4 separate regions of the Homo sapiens genome follow, and all the other regions are linked to region 1. The links are chromatin loops, found by intact Hi-C in ENCODE. Cell type or tissue: endothelial cell of umbilical vein. All regions are shown on one strand. Links, peaks and the distances in the headings refer to the core of each region. The heading gives the core; the rest is flanking DNA.

Region 1 (4,359 bases), core at 576-3,075:
ATGAGCAGAGATATATAAATATGAAGAGCTTGAAGACCATTTAATTTTAGAGGCCTTACCACATCAAACATACAAAATGCATTAGATCGCACATTAAAATGTTTAAGATAGCTAGGAAAGGATTAAGATGAAGCTAAGTGGTTAGTCGTATTTATGAACACTTAATTAGATATATATTACTTTTTATTTTGCCACTTTTTAGTATTTCAAGGCCAATAAATTATTTTTCAGGTCTCAAATATTTTCATAGGCCCTTAAATATGCACAGGCCATAATCATATGTGTAATTGGCTCCATAGTAATTCTTGATCTCAAAATAGTTCTCATTTTCACCATCTTAGGACACTTGCTTCTGACCGTATAACTGACCATAACTAATTTTTCAACAGTAATGCAGTAACCAGAATAAAAAACAAACAAAAATAATATATATTACCTCTACAATTTCTGGTTATAAAATAAAATGTTTCCCAGAGTCGATGTACCATAACACCAGCTAAGCACTAGTAATCAGAAATTTCTAGAATCAAGAGCAACAATCTTTCAGAAACAAGCTGCCAAGTTCCTGACTCCTGTCAGCTTCTCAAAATAGGAAAATGCTGTAGTAAAAAGCAAGCATTGAAACAAATACTCTCCCTACTTCCATATACCCACATACAATTAAAGACACTCTGGGAATAACAAAGTCTTCTGTTAAAATTCAAAGCTAACTCCCCTTTTAAATTTCTTAAGCATCCACAGTGAATTACTTTAATAGCATAATAAAATTACTTTCTACCTAATATACAATCGTGGCTTCCAGTTGGATGTTCCCTTGAAAACTAGAGATGTGTTTATTTTGGGATTAGCCTTTCATGCCTCTAAGCCTTGGCACGAGCAATTTCTACCTTCCTGGTAGATTTTTTCACCACTTCTTTAGCTAATAAAATGCCTACCCATTCTTTAAAGCCCAATTTAAATGTCGTTGTTTCTGCAGGCCCTTTCTGGCTCCTAGAGGTTCCCAGAGCCATACTTTATTCCCCACACTCTCAGGACTCACCACATTTTACCTAATTTATAAGTGAGTATGTGTTAGTACGTCTGCTCTCTACCACTAGACTTTCAGCTCTGGAAAGCAAGGCACTTGCTGTGGTCACATCTGTATTACCATGCATCTAGTACACTTAAATTAATATATCAAGGGATAATTTTCTCTATGATACACACTCTATGCTTTGCATAGTGTAGCAATTTTTCTATTAATTTAACCCGGAAAATGAGAAACTGTTTTGACCATCTGTTCTCCCACTTTGTGATGAAACAACATTTTTGAGTATGATTTTGGTTAGCTTTCTCATTCTTTTGTAACAGCAAATTGTTGGTCTTTTTCTTTTCCACTTGTCTCAAAGTTTCCATCACCTCGTGGAGATCATTACAAACAGTGCTTCAACTGTATCATAAAAAGCTGCTAACATAGCCAAAAGTTTTTCCACTTTCAGATTTCTGGGATGGTGTTTTGGGAGAAAATGTAGCTAGGTGAGTGTAGCTACGTGAGAGCAAGAGGAAGAGGGAGAAAAGTTGATAGAGTGTTATTGGCCTTCTGAGGAAGCTGGTTTATGATGCTCAAAGATCACTCATTGTGTTGTTGATTTCTTAGGGAATAATCAACATTAACTCTCTATTATTATGGCCCTTCAGCTATAAAAATTAAGTAAATTTCATGCACAGAATTTCCCTATTTAGATAGGAGGAAACTATTCATCGATAAAGATGAGAAAAACTTTCTAGTTTACTACTTCCGGTGAATCCCAGATTCACAGATAATTACTCCCATAAGGACTAACTACTATAATTATATTAGTGCCCTCTGCTGTACATGTGTAAAATTACAGAAAATTACGTGTTCTTTCAAGATTTGTCTAGACATTCTCGGCTTTGGCATTTTCCAGAAGCAAGTCTTTAACAGCATCCTTATTTAATTTCAGCTGAATAAACTTTTATCATGTTGGGTGAAACTTTACCTCTCATAATTACTGTCTAGCCCAAACAAAATAACAGTGTATAAGAGGCAGTCATTATAGGCCTATCGTCATGCTAGGGAAAACATTAATTAAATGTTTGTGAAATAATGGAAATTACTTCATGGCATGGCAATTATTTGAAAGTCTGCCCTTCTTTTATAATAATTATGTGCTGATCACTTTCTCTTGGACTTCCCTTTTCTATATCCTCCTGTGTTTATTTAAGTCGGAGTCAATTCAGAGCCTCATAAAATTTTTACTTGCCATGACATTCAATAATTATTTTGTATGACATTTGTTTTATGCCATTTGATTTGTTTCTGTGGTCTAAATTAAAAATTTCTGCTTCTGTCTGAATTGTATTAACTGAAAATAATATTAAGAGGCTGAGGCCATAACTGTAAGTAGTCCTCTGTCAACCACTTATTTTTTTTGTTTATCTCTCATTCCAGGTTATGAAATTTTAAGCATCTCACTTACCTTTAATAATCATTCTACATCTTCAGAACAGCAAATTTATTTCAGATTTACATGCTATATCTTTATTTTGTGCATTTTATCTCTATGTATGAAGAAAATATATAAAATAGCATAATTTAAAATGGAAACAAGAATTTATTTATACATATAGATTTTGGTAATAACCTGTGAGTCTCGGAAATGACCGTTTTGGGTTTATTTCTTGCCATCTTTTTTTTTTTTTTTTTTTTGAGACGGATTCTCGCTCTGTCACCAGGCTGAAATGCAGTGATCTCGGCTCACTGCAACCTCCACCTCCTGGGTTCAAGTGATTCTCCTGCCTCAGCCTCCCAAGCAGCTGGGACTACAGGTGCACGCCACCATTCCCAGCTAATTTTTGTATTTTTAATACAGAAGGGGTTTTGCCATGTTGGCCAGGATGATCTCCATCTCTTGACTTCCTGATCCGCCCACCTTGGGCTCCCAAAGTGCTGGGATTAAAGGCGTGAGCCACCACACCTGGCCTATTTCTTGCCATCTTCTTGTAAACTTCCCCCCCATCTAAATCACTATACTTAGTTCATATTTATACATTTGTTTAGAGCAGCTTTAGAAAATGTGTAAATCTGTTATTAACCAAATATCTTTATTTACTATTAAGAACTATATATATATATGATATATAAATGTAGCTTAAGAAGTAATTTTTTGGTAGATGTTAATTTTCCAAGGAAAAGTATGACATTTGTCAAAACTAGAAAGAGACATTTTAAAATTACAGTAAATTAAAATGTACAAATAAAACCACAAGACAATGGAAAAAGAGTTTCAAACTTTAATGGAATTTAAAGTGGATTAATTTCCCAACTTGGGAAAAATCAGAGAAATTTTCAGGTGTAGCTGAGAGCACAATGACAATCAAAAATGAAAGGGAACTAAGGTAAAGATAAGGAGTAATATTGGAAAAAATATACCTAATATAGGTATTTTTAGGAAATATAGGAAAAACTTAAAATGATAGGTTCCATTATCCAGCTAAGAGTTTTTACTCTGAATATAATTTTCTGTTTTGAATGCTTCAATCTAGAGGCAAATAACTAAACAGAAGGAATAAATATCACAAATGCTGATATATAATATTTACTGTTTTTGTTTTTATTTTTGTTTTTATTTTTTTGAGACGGGGTTTCACTCTTGTTGCCCAGGCTGGAGTGCAATGGTGCCATCTTGGCTCCCTGCAACCTCCACCTCCCGGGTTCAGGCAGTTCTCCTGCCTCAACCTCCCGAGTAGCTGGGATTACAGGCATGCGCCACCACGCCCAGCTAATTTTGTATTTTTAGTAGAGACGGGGTTTCTCCCCATTGGTCAGGCTGGTCTCAAACTCCCAACCTCAGGTGATCCACCCGCCTCAGCCTCCCAAAGTGCTGGGATTACAGGCATGAGTCACCACACCCAGCCCAGATTTATTGTTTTTCATTTCACCACATTGGATGCTGTTTGACAGGAAGAGGCATAATATATTTAGTCATAGTAAACATATATGCATGTTGTATTAAAAGAGTATTTTGTATTTTTTGGTTTTTTAGAAATGTATTAAAATAGTTTGTTTCAGTCAGGAAAGGGGGAACTCATAAAGTGCTACATGTGACCTGACACTTTGAACAGTGGTGTCATGTAACAGCCCACTGCTCTCCCTAGCTCACTGCTGACACTCCGGTTTTCTAGGATGAAAGTTTGTCCCCGAAAGTCTGGAAATTAATTTATACTGCATGGGGAGATATGTAAGATGGCTGATGCTCCAATTTCTGACTTTATTTCGAAGAAAAATGTATTCTTAAAACAGAAACAGTCTTTAAGTTGCTGACAATAAATGGCTGCTATGAAATTTGAAATATTAAG
Region 2 (4,359 bases), core at 1,086-3,585, 290 kb before region 1:
ATACAGAGGACTACTAGGTAAAGGAGTACTAACAGGTGTATAATGAATTCTCTGGTTTCCAAACATGGTCCTCCTAATTTTACCTCAATAATTGGGATAATTGCTCTGGCTAATACCGTAGCTCCTTTTGACGCTTTTTAGCTCAGTATAGGGAATCCAAAATGGCCAGGGTACAATCTCAGCGTCTACCTCTACAGACCATAATTGTGTTCCCTCAAAGAACTTTCCTACCTTCGGCATCAGGACTCTCAAATCCCCTAGCCCAAGATCATACTAATGAGAAGCAAAAACTCCTCCAGTGGGTTACTTGGTTAAATAATTACAGCGGCCACGCCAACCTAAAATACTTTATTCCTGGACCTATGCATTCTTGGAGATAAAATAATAAACTCTCAGTTTAGGGCATATACCCTAACTTCAATATTGTCTTCTAGCTGGTGCCATAACGGAGCCTATTGATCATCTACTGTCGTATACAGCCAGTTGCCTTTGAATAATGAAAAATATAGTAATACCAGTGAATTTGAAGACACAGAGCATTGTCATATATCCCTTGCCATAAACTCTGTCTTTTAGCTGGGCTTGGTGGCTCATACCTGTAATTCCAGCACTTTGGGAGGCTGAGGCAGGTGAATCACCTGAGGTCAGGAGTTTATGACCAGTCTGGCCAAAATAGTGAAACCCCATCTCTATTAAAAATACAAAAATTAGCCGGGTGTTGTGGCACACATCTCTAGCCCCAGCTACTTGGGAGGCTGAAGCACGAGAATCGCTTGAACCCGCGAAGCAGAGGTTGCAGTGAGCCAGGATCACACCACTGCACTCCAGTCTGGGCAACAGAGCGAGACTCTGTCTCAAACTAAGAAGAAAATGTGTCTTTCAGTCTGCTTCTCTGGGAAAATGCTGACTAGGCCACCTCCCTACCTCCCAGTCCTACCTCCAAGGTTGAGATCAAGATTGAGCAAGTGCATCCAAGGAGGCAGTTTTCTGCAATATCATAGGGATATATAAGTCATTTTGTAAATCTAAGAATGGTAATATTGGTAAAAATATAATAGACAAAACCATACCTAAAATACTTAAAACTACTGTAAAAAAAAAAAATTGATGCCTCCTCCATGATGGAAGAGGCCTACTGTAATCAACCTGACACTAAGAGACTGGTTGGTTTCCTCTGGAGAATGAAGCTTTTTTTTGGGATTTGCAATTGGTCTTTTTTGTGAACAGGCTGAATATTCAACAGTGCCAGTAGCCCAGTCGCCAGACAAGTTTTGGTGAAAGAAAGTCAATTTTGTTCAAAAGCTTGCAAGGAAAAATTGGAAGATTAGTGGCAGGACACCTGTGCCATGTAGAAGCTATACCTGTTGCCATAGCCACTTTGTTCATGAACCCATTAAGCAAGCCCTCAGATAGCTGTGAAATAGGCAAGATCTATACAATGGGTCATTTTGTTCACAGAATGGGCTTTGTGTGTATCTCTTCCAAAAGGTCCATCCACGAACCTCCCCACAGACCTTCCTGCCACCAATCTTCCACCAACCTTCCCACAGACCTCCCTGTCACCAATCTTCCAACTTTTCCTTCCAAGTTTTTGATATACTGAAAAATGCCTCTTTTGACGCACTCCCTCAACATTGATCTCAATCTTCACTACTTTTTTTGGAGTGGGAGTGGGAAGTAGAGAGGTGGATTAGTCAGGGTTTTTCTGGAGAAATGGAACCAACAGGATGTATGCATGCACGTATATATCTTTAGGAATTGGTTCATGTGATTGTGAAGGCTAGGAAGTCCAAATCTACAGTATGGCCCAGTAGGCTAGAGACTCAGGAGAACTAATGGTGTAGCTTCAGTCCAATTGCCAGCAGGTGGAAACCCAGGAAAGTCAATTTTCTAGTTCTAGTGTGAAGTCTGGCAGGCTAGAGACCCAGGAGAGCTGATGGTGCAGATTAAATCTGAAGGCAATTTTCTGGAGAATTCCCTCTTGCTCACAGAGGCCATTCTTTATATTCTATTCAGGCCTTCAACAGACTAAATGAGGTTTATCTCCATGCTGGAGGACAATGTGCTTTATCCAAAGCTCACTGATTTAAATGTTAATCTCATCCAAAAACACATAACAAGTTGATACATAACCAACAGAGGGGGCTACTGTCCCTATAATTCAGTTTCTTTTCACAGTGTCATCCCCTCCATGTGGGACTTAGTTCAGTGAGGAAGTTCTGGTCTTTTGGTATAGATAGCTCATAGAAGAACTGTATTTTTCTTTTCTCCGGACACCAATTTTCTCTCTCTTGATACAGTGCAAGTCATACAGCTGTCGATGGCTGTCCCTACCTGTTCATATTTTGGGTTTGTCACTAATTCTATTGTAGATGCTATCCTTGAGATTTTGGCTATGCCTTCCTATTTGTTTTGTTTATTTTGATGGGGGATTTGTGGAAATAAAATATCTGCCACTGCTGCAGCCTCTTCCCAGTAGTACTAGCTTTTTGAATAGAGAACAGTTGTCAACAGAAATCGCATAGCCTTAGGTGTCTATATGTGGTTCTTGTCATGCTTGTCAGGCATTCCACATACCACCTCTGTCTGCTACAGACATATTCATAATCTTTGGTTCACTGAGTCATCTCCTCAAGCCATTAATATTTCCTGTCCATAGCACTGCCCATTTTCTATTGATGCGTCTTTTTATATAATTTGTAGATGATCTTTAAATCTTCTGGATATTAGTCCTTTACCTTCTTTATGTGTTGTAAATACCTTTTTCTGGTTAGTCATTTGACTTTTAACTCTTTTTATATATCTGTTACTATATAGATGTTTAAAGTTCTATTAACGCTTTTTCATATCTGGCTCTGTATTTTCATCTCTTGCTTAAGTATACTTCCTAGAGATGCTCCAAAGTTATAAACAAGTAATCTTGTAATTTCTTGTAATACTTTTAAAATTTTCATTGTTTCATTAAACCTCTAATCTAGGCCAAGCACAATGGCTTGCATCTGTAATCCAAATACTTTCTGAGGCCAAGGCAGGAGGATCACTTGAGACCAGAAGTTCAAAACCAGCCTAGGCAATGTAGCAAGATCTCATCTCTACAAAAAATTTGAAAAATTAGCCAGGCACGGTAGCACGTGCTGTAGTCTCAGCTCCTAAGGAGACTGAGGTAGAAGGTAGCTCGAGCTCAGGAAGTCGAGGATGCAGTGAGCCATGATTGTGCCACAGCACTCCAGCCTGGGAAACAGAGCTTGACTCCACGTCATTAAAAAAAAAAAATCTCTATATGGATTTTGCTTTAATGTACCGTACTATATTAGGTAGTCAGACAATGAATATTATTTAATGATTCAAGAAATGTATTTGTTCACTTATTCTTCACAGTCTGCTATGTATATATAGTCTGGTCATCCATCAAAAACTTAACAACATGAAAGGAACTCTACTACTTTATCCTAAGATACTGTGTCAAGAGACTAACTATATGCAAAGTTCTATGGAATCTAGATCTACAGTAACCTAGGAATAAAATGCTAGGAACCTAAAGCAAGATTGCTATTTTCAGAAAGTACAGACAAACCGATTTTTGACCAATTTAGTGGAGAACACAGAAGAATCAGGACTTCAATGAGGATCAAATGAAATGTATAGGTCATTAAAAAATAGCAGTATAAAAATTTCCAAGATTAAAAATCTTTGCAATCATAAAGATTTTTATGTGTGTGTGGAATCTATAAACAGCAACAAAATGCAGGCCTAAAAAAGACCTGTACTCACAATTTGAAAAATAAATCTTTGTTATGTGAGACTACACTGTTTGATTGCAGAATTTTTCATATTCTTGACCACAACTGGGAATGAATGAATGAATTAACATATACATTTCACACATACATACAAATATGCTGAGGATGGGGTAAGGGGTGTTTCAGATAGCCAAAAAAAATGATTCCTTTTAATAATAATAAACATACAGTACTGAACATGTTTTAGGTGCTATTTTAATGTTCTATCCTATTTCTTTCTCACAACGTATCTATGAATATGATCCTATCATTATGCCTATTTTATGGATAATGAAATTGAAGCATAGACAGGTCAAATAGCATGCCTATGGTCACACAGCTAGAGGATGAGAGTTAGGATTTGAACAAAAGTAGTTTGGTAACAGATTCCACGTTCCTAATCCCTAAGATATACTCTAAATAATGGTACAGTTGGCCAGGCACAGTGGCTCACGCCTGTAATCCCAGCACTTTGGGAGGCCGAGGCAGGCAGATCACGAGGTCAGGAGTTCCAGACCAGCCTGGCCAACATGGTGAAACCTCATCTCTAGTAAAGATACAAAAAATTAGCCGGGCATTG
Region 3 (4,359 bases), core at 1,286-3,785, 53 kb after region 1:
GAGGCTGAGGCAGGAGGATCTCTTGAACCCAGGAGGTGGAGGTTGCAGTGAGCCAAGATGGTTACCACTGCACTCCAGCGTGGGCGACAGAGAAAGACTGTCTCAAAAAAATAAAAATAAAAATAAAAGAAAGCCCGATAGATATCCAGCCAATGGGGATGCCCCTTCTTCTCTCCTTGTCAAATGCTCTCCTTGGAGAGGGGATATCCCCACTCTCTGAGGCACTTCTGCCTACTCCCAAGCCTTTTTTCCTCCTTTCAGTGAACATCTGGTATTACAGGCTTTTAAAAATTACATTAAAAAATGTCTCGACCTGAAAGTATGATAGTCTCCCATCAAGAGCATTGATTTGTCTTCTCTTTGCATTTGAGAAGGATGCATCTGTGTAAACTGGGGAACAAATTATCAACGTGAAATTAAAATTACCACTCAACTCTGAAATAACAAAAGAGTTAAAAGATTTTAAAATGAATCATTTAATGGAATAATAGTGAAAATAAGATAACTTACATATATTTCACATTTACAGCAGTGATTTTTCTTCAAATCTTCTTCAGGGTCAAAAACACTTTTGAGAAGTAGATGTAAGCCCTCCTAGTAAACATAAGGGTACTCACATCTACTTCTAATGTCACTTCAGGGAAGGCCTTACAACAAGCCATGAATGCCAGAACAAGGACCTCTGCTTTCCAATGTACATGGTGTTGTTCACATACATAATGTCACTTGATCCACATACACTTCCTACGGTTAAGTCAGGTCAGTTATCAATACAAAGCAAATACAAAAAACAGACATTTTAAGTTATTTAAAATGATTTCTCCCTCATTGCATAGCTGGTAACAGAATCCACACTAGAATATAGGTTTATATTTATAATTTCATTAATATTTTTTCTAGAGATATTTGGTTCAAATTCAAATTATAAATAAAACACTTATAAAAGGCCTTTTATAATCATATTTTGTAGGAATTTAATGTTTATTTCCCTAATGTGAAGACAATGAAGTGGTCAGAGTTCAGCATCATTACACATTTCCTTCTTGATGTTGACTCTGTACACAGTGACTCCTCTCCAAGCCCCCGCCAACTTGGCAAGCCAGAGCAGGGGAGAAAACTGCAGGTCTACCACATGGCAGGCCAGCATTCTCTCTCCAGGCCAACAGGCTATTCTGCTAATGGGCTTTTGTATTTTGTAATTAAATAAAGAAGCCATGTAATGCATGCTTATCTCTTCACTTGATGGAATTTTGGTCTGTTGAGCTACCTAAGTTATATATGTCATAAATAAGTTCCTAAATATATTAAAAATGCTTATAGATTCTGTTTTTCAGGGAAAAGGAGAGTTTGTTTTCCTTTAGGGAAAATCTAGAAATATTTGAGATTTTTTCTTTTTTTAAAAGAATAAGAACTAATGCTTTGGTCTCCCTTGATTCCCTTTGACAGTTCCTGATGTGAGGACCAATATCACTGCATCATTATGACTGATGATCATTTGTGGAGTAAACAAAAAACGGCATCCCAGGATGCACCACTTCCAGAATATCTTCTGTCTCTGAAGCCAGTTGCCACATTGCAAACATGGCAACAAATGAATTGATGATAGCATCTGCTTAATCTGGCTTTTGTCCACATGTCACAACTGTAATGTTGTTAACTGAGATTTTTTTATTTGCTCTAGTCTGGTTTCTTCACTTCCTATTCTCCAAACTGAGCTTAATTTAATCAATGTTGACTGAAAAGCTGTCAGCTTTAATGGTACTACATCTTTTTATCTTTAATGTTTAAGAAACACACAAATGTTGTCTTAATCTGAAATGGTTAATTTTTTTGACATCACATTAATATACCAAGATTGTGTCTGCTATTTGTTAAAAATTAAGAACTTACACTTGATGAAATTTTACAAAGTATCTAGGAAGTGTTTAATATCTGATATTCCTGACATACCATTTTTATGCTAATGGAAAAGCCAATAAAGTAGTAAGATTATGGCTTTACCCTGAATGACTTCAGCATTCATTTAACCTATGAAATAACCAGTTAAGCTGATATTTCATTTAAATTACAAAATAATACTTAATTCTGGAGATGAATGATAGATAATTCAGTAAGAACTTACTCTCATCTTTTTACTAGTAAAACTAATGAAAATTATGAGTCCTACTAAGAGAAAATAGATGGTCTACCTATACTATAAGATAAATCATTGACCCATTAAAAAATCAGCAAGATATGTTTATTTAAATTAGATCATTCTATAGTGAATAATAAAAACAGATCATTCTGTCCTCCAAATTAATTCCATTTATGCTTTGAATAGTTTTCATGTGGCAATATTTGTATCTCTATTTAATGCTATCAGCATTGAATTGGTGCATCATCTATCAATTAGTATGGAAACAAAATTTGAAATACAATTCATGGTTTCATCATAATGGATATGTGATTATAATCTCTTCTTTTTTAACATGTACTCCTCAAGATTAAGAATGAAGTCTTATTCATGTACAAGGGCATCACAAGCCAATATTTCAGCACATATAAGATGTTCAACAAAGACTATTTGTATGTATTGAGTTCTGTAGCTACACTGCTCTCCTCGGTGGAGTTAGAGCCCAAAGTACATGGCCAATATTGCCCTCTAGTGGTTAGCATGACTAGGTGGGTCTCAGTGCTATTGGTTCCACCTGAGGTTCTACTGGAACACTGTTTTTACATGTTTGTATATCATAGACAGCTGAGAATTTTTTTTGACAAGACAATATCTGAGATTATAAATGAAACCTAAATAAAGTATGTAGGACACGATTTGAGGGAAGCAAATTGAGTACCTCTTTGTAATATTACATACAAAACATTACACATTTTTGCCAGTAATCCCATATTTTGGGGGAGACTAATTGGATTGAATTGATGTGGTTAAAAAGAGCTTTTGAAGCACATGATAAAGGTACATAAAAAACCTATCAGAGCTACCACAATTAACATATATTTTAACAGTTACTTTTGTTATATAGCTTGCAAACTAACATGCCATAGCACAAGAGCAACTCAATCTAGAGCCATCTTTCTGTTCTTATTGTAGAAGGGAGAATAATCTTCTCCCTTTTTCTGCTATATGCTCACTTATAACAAGTGATTATCATGGCTTCTGTGGTCATCATTTCTCTTTGCATGACTTCTAGAGGGTAGTTACGGAAATGTTGCTGGATCAGGGGACAGGGGCTGAGTTGAACTGATGGCCAGCCACAAACCCTAAGAAACACAGAAATGGAATTCCTGCCCATGAAGATGCTTTCCTCTCTTGCTACAAGACCTAGGCATTTTTCTGTCTCTTCTCTACATCCTCCATTCCCCATAGCATGCAAATCCACAAGAAACAGCAGAGCTGTTTAAATGAGCTGATCCCACTCGCTGCTTGCTTAGTAGGAGAATAGGCTGTGGGCATGCCTTTCAGTTTAGTACTTACTTTCCAAACAGGATGAAACCAAAGTTATTCTCTATTCAAAAATTAAAAGGTGAAAGAAAGGGCAAAAGCATAGTATCGTCATTAATAAAACTAAGAGTGCTTGCACATGTACAGGGTACAATACTATTAACAACATTGGCAAGAATTTGGCATGGAGATATGTCCCTGGCAACTGTTTTGTGCCCTACAGCTGCACTAGGCATAACTCAAGAGAATCTAATTTGCATTACTCAGCATTAGACCTGGAAAGACCTAGCTCATCCATCAATGGTCCAGACACCAGCAGCATTTGAGGTGTAATTTGAAGTTGATGAACATTTGCTGTCTAGGAGTATACAGCTATTTTCTCTTTACACAAAAGAATCTGCACCTGTCTATTGCATTCAGGGCCAATCAGGGGTAAAAGTCTAATTTGTTTATGGTCTAGACTAGTAAAGCAATAATACACTCTTGGGTTACTCTTTTTACCCCATGATGGGAGGCCCCCTGGCCATCCCAACCTCCCAAAGACTCCACGTATTTATTCAGTGCCATGAGCTTGACACTTCTGCACTTCCTTGCCCACTCATACACCTACCACCTTCCCTGTTCTATTAACTAACACTCTTCAATAAAATCATGCATACCACTTTTCAAGGATCTTCTCACCATCATGATAAATAATGGTGATGAGTTAATCAAATTAAACATATTCAGTTATGACTTAAGTAATTTCTACAGGCTGCATAATTATCTACCTCAGGTAAGAGGTCCACAGCTGCATAAGAGCTTGAAGGGTAAGTGTCAATAATAAAAATTTCAAGTAAAACTTCACAGAGTAGATTTTTTTAAGCAAATAAACATTTTAGATTTCACAAATCATGCCTAGTTTTATCCCAATCGACCAG
Region 4 (4,359 bases), core at 603-3,102, 350 kb before region 1:
ATGCCAAAGCACAGGGTGCTTTATGAGTTGTGAAAAAAGCACCTTCAAAAAAAAAAAAACAAAAAAAACCCTTCTACTTTGGGTCATATATTACGTAACTACTTTAACTACAACTCCCTTTGCATGTACAACTCCATTCCCATGTAAAATTCATTAAGGGTATCCAAGAAGAAAGTACATTTTTAAAGAACTTCTGATAGTTATAGGTAATCAAGTTTTCACTAAGAAATATAAGCTTGATTCTATCATAAATTACAGTTTTAAATAAAATACTGAATAAAATGTAATTATGTATCCTAGAAATATTGAGGATTTTTAATCTTCTCATGGGATATTTATAAATAGAAACAGAATGTGTGGCCATATTATGTATGAGGTTTTAGAGAATTGAATTTTAAAATAAATAATGTACTTTCAGAGCAAAGAGTGTTACTTTGTAACAGTAAATACATATCCTATCAATATTTTCTATACATTTATTAGGATTAAATGTTTGTGGTAAGAGAGTAATTACAACAGGAAGTGATATTTTTAGTGTCAGTAAAGATAAAAATTGATACCTTTTTATCAAGATTTTGTAACATTTCACTAAAACTCTTGTTACTTTCCAAATTTACTTTCTGTCGAAATTTCAAGTCCTCTATCAAATGTCTTTTCATAGTTATATCCCTCTCCATTCGAGATATCCTTGAAAAAAAAAAAGGTGACATCAAGAGTGACAGAAAATACCTTAACAGTGGTGATATCTTACATTTTATCCAATATTATACCTACTGTTACTTTTTAAATGCTACGTGATATTGACACTGTAAATCAGTAAAATGAATTGCACTGCATAAGATATTGTTCTTTTAATATTTTGAACACTTGTAAAATCTATAGTTGTGACTTGGTAATTATATAATTACATATATGTATTAAAACAAAATATATAAGAAATGAGAAAAATTAATAACACTTATGAAAACTTAGAACTATTTCATTTAAATTACATTTTTACATTGCTGTGAAAAATCAAAGTGATATATGAAGATAATCAAAAGCATAAAAATGATAAGAAAAAAATCTTATACTTCAATAAACAAATGCAAACTCTTGTAATGAAACTAAATTAGCCATAATATCTTCTAATTTAATATAATTTGAGATTCAATCCACACAGCTGTTTAGCATAAGTTGATGAACTATTAAGTATAAAATGGTAGATGCTGTGAGAACCACTGCTACTGCTGCTGCTGCTGCTGCTACTACTAAAACAAGAATGACAATAGCTAACATGTATCGAAGGCTTACAATGTTCCAGTCACTGTTATAAGTGCTTTACATGTATTAACTCATTTATTCCTCGTAAGAACCTAATTTAATATTATTAAATTTAGGCATAGGCCTAGTAGGTAGGGAAGCCAGGATTCAAAGAGTGTTAATCTAGAGCCCTGTTAAACAATAAGCAAGACTTACTCTTAATTGATAAATAAACTTCAAAATATTATCAGTTAAAAAATTAACCAAGCTTTTTGTCTAATGCTTTTATCTATTCATATCACTTTTAAGTGCTCTTCACTTATAATGAGGTCTACAGGTGTGTTTGTGAGATACATATATCTCAAATGTATCAGTGACAACTGGAATTCTATCTAAACATCTTACTATTTCTAAGCAATAGTGTAGCTTTGAAAGATACAGAAAGAAAATAATTTTGATTCAGTGGGATAGAGCATTTAAAATCTTTGTACTGATAAACACAAGAGTACAAACTTCCATAACCTCCAGTTATTTTAAACACAAACAAAACTTTCCTTTTTTTACCTTAGCTTTATAAGCTTAGGCATTAAATCCAATACAAATACTAATCATATATTTGGGGGGCCAAATAACCACCACGTTGTAAAGTTTTTCATTCATTGTCTCGAAGCCATTAATTTGTATTTATTCAAAATTAAATATGTTTAATAACGGAAATTTAACTTCATCATTATCTAATTTAAAAAAGTAAATAGCTTGCCATTAATCATGCTATACATAGTATTCCTTAAACTTTCATCTTAGGTAGGTTTAAATATGAACTAGGGAAGGAAAACGTAAACATTAGCAGTTTCTTGGAGCACGTTTAATAGAGCTGGTTGCCACTAGGTGGCACCAAATACAATGGATAGAAATACAAAAACCATACTTTTCATGCATTTCCTTTATGTGTTCTTCTTTTGCTAGGAGTTCAAATTTCAAAGTCTTCACATTTGATGACTGTTTAGTGAGTTCATTAGTAGCATTCTAGATTAAAAATAGAAATAAATTTAAATATACCTTACAACCTTGGTCTAAGGCAGCATAAAAATAAGTGCCATTCTAAAGAAGAATACCTCTACAATAATTATGGTAAACAATAATTAAAATGAATATTTTAATATTTTAAATGCTTTATTTTATATGCTGTAATAGAAATAATAATACTAAAACTTTTATATAACATGCCAAACTATAGAGGAACACAATCATTTAAGAATTGCAAAGAGTATGTATCCAAAATACATTTACAGGAAATATGAGTTGTCCTGGTATAATGTAAATATGTGAATAATTAAGAATTTTAATGATTTAAGAAGATCACTTAAAACAAATACTGGATTTACTAACATCTTAGACGAAATATGGTCACAAATGCTTTGCTGCTCATCAAGCAGGGGAATCCATTTCCTAACCCACTGAACGTAGTCTGGCTTGTGACTTGCTTTGTCGAAAAGAATGCAGCAGAAATGAATTGTGTAAATTTCAGTTCCCAGGCCTTAAAGCTTTGTGGCTTCTCTCTTTCCCTTCTTGGAATGCTGCTCCAGGATCACCTTGCTAGGAATACAGTTGATGTATCATGTGGAAGTGTACCAAGGTACTCCAGCTGACAGGTAGTAGACCAATTGTCCGATCTATGAGTGAGGCTATTTTGTATCTTCCAACTAGGGAAATCTTTGGTTTGAAAAAATCCAGGGATATGAGGTAGCCCAGAAGAGACCAGCAAAAGAACTTCCCAGTCAACCCACAAAATCTTAAGAAATAATAAACTGTTGTTTTAAGCCACGATGTTTCGGGATAGTTTGTTAGAGAATAATGGTAACTGATAGAAAACCTCATGAATACTCAATCCTTCTTTACTTGAAGTTATTAATAATGCTACTTATTACATTATTTGTAAATAATTATTAGTTTTTCAAAGCAAAACATGTTTGTTCTGTGGTATTTGTTGTCAGTAGAGCCTAGGAACCAGAGGTGGTAACTAGAGTGTTAGAACACCTTTCAATTTTGACTCTAGTTCCAACTAAATGTGTAATCTAAGACATCACTTAGTCTTTTTGGTATTTAGTTTTTCCACACTCAAGATAGTGTTGACATACTCACATTAATCCATTTGTTAAGTTTTAAAGGTATTAAATGAATATAAATATAATAAAATATAATAGCTTTTAAAATATTTGGAGTAGTTATTTAGCTAATATTTCTAAACTACAATAAATTTTTTCTATTAGAACTATTCCTAGGTTTGGATGTTTGACTCATGCTAAAAATAATTTGAATTTGAAAAGATTAAACTATTAATTACCCAAGGTAAATGTAATTCATCAGACTGACTTTAAATATCTCATGGGTATAACATACAAATAAAACATTTGAAATAATTTTAATTTTTACATGAAACATTAATTTTTCTTAAAAACCCAAAGCTACCTCAACATGGTAACTCTTTTGAATGTTATGTTTTGATCAAATGTGTGTGTAATGTAATCAAAATTTCTACCATATTTTGCACGTTTACAGTGATGTATTGTGTCTTATTTCCAGCACTGCCTGAATAACATGTTCCACACTAGTCACACTAGTCAATTTATCAAATAATTGAAGCGTTTGCTTCAATCATTAATTTTCAATTCTTTCTCTGATGATTGTTCATTCAGTTAGAAATACGGACACCCATGATTATGCTAAGCTAATAGTGATATGTTAATATAGTGATATCATATCATAAATATTATCACTATAAATTATATATGATATACTAATATGTATTATATTATCACTATACTATAATATAGTGATGGCTTTAGGGACTACTGTGATATAAACGTCTACTTATCGCTCCTCTAAATGGTCCCAGACTGTGCTTTTCTAATTTTGTATTTACCTTAACATTTTCATATTGCCTTTTTTTCTCTGTCAATCTTTTGTTTGTAATTTTTTGCTTCTGTGTCATTATTCCTGCCTAAAAACAATCATCCTACCCCTTAATACGCATACTTCTAGTGTGCTGCACTGAAGGTGTTTTCTGCTGAGAAGTAAAATAAACTTAGAATTGTATTTAAAATAAAAGATACAGGC

What was found. A loop is a pair of places that touch in the nucleus more often than their neighbours do. Peaks named below come from ENCODE experiments on the same cell type or tissue, not always from the same donor. Only the 100,000 strongest peaks of a DNase experiment are listed, where the experiment ranks them.
Region 2: a loop joins it to region 1, with 16 times the contacts of the local background. A loop is called at or near these places in 8 of 110 quality-filtered maps.
Region 3: it touches region 1 in a loop (6-fold over the local background); 3 of 110 quality-filtered maps call a loop at or near these places.
Region 4: a loop joins it to region 1, with 18 times the contacts of the local background. A loop is called at or near these places in 91 of 110 quality-filtered maps.

What each region holds. Positions count from the first base shown.
Region 1 is chr9:17,114,021-17,118,379 of GRCh38, reverse strand. No RefSeq gene overlaps it. Among named protein-coding and RNA genes, the nearest start is that of CNTLN, 19 kb to the left of the region's middle. In endothelial cell of umbilical vein, for the core only: no CTCF peak of the experiment used is centred there; a DNase peak (open chromatin) is centred at 1,869.
Region 2 is chr9:17,400,291-17,404,649 of GRCh38, reverse strand. All of the region lies in intron 15 of CNTLN (centlein), which reads right to left. Among named protein-coding and RNA genes, the nearest start is that of SH3GL2, 180 kb to the left of the region's middle. In endothelial cell of umbilical vein, for the core only: no CTCF peak of the experiment used is centred there; no DNase peak of the experiment used is centred there.
Region 3 is chr9:17,062,026-17,066,384 of GRCh38, reverse strand. No RefSeq gene overlaps it. Among named protein-coding and RNA genes, the nearest start is that of CNTLN, 71 kb to the left of the region's middle. In endothelial cell of umbilical vein, for the core only: a CTCF peak has its summit at 2,641 (motif pointing left); a DNase peak (open chromatin) is centred at 2,624; H3K27ac peaks cover 352 bases.
Region 4 is chr9:17,460,825-17,465,183 of GRCh38, reverse strand. It overlaps CNTLN (centlein), which reads right to left. Exons shown (of 26, transcript NM_017738.4): 20 at 2,171-2,268; 21 at 561-687. Among named protein-coding and RNA genes, the nearest start is that of SH3GL2, 120 kb to the left of the region's middle. In endothelial cell of umbilical vein, for the core only: a CTCF peak has its summit at 2,116 (motif pointing right); a DNase peak (open chromatin) is centred at 2,143.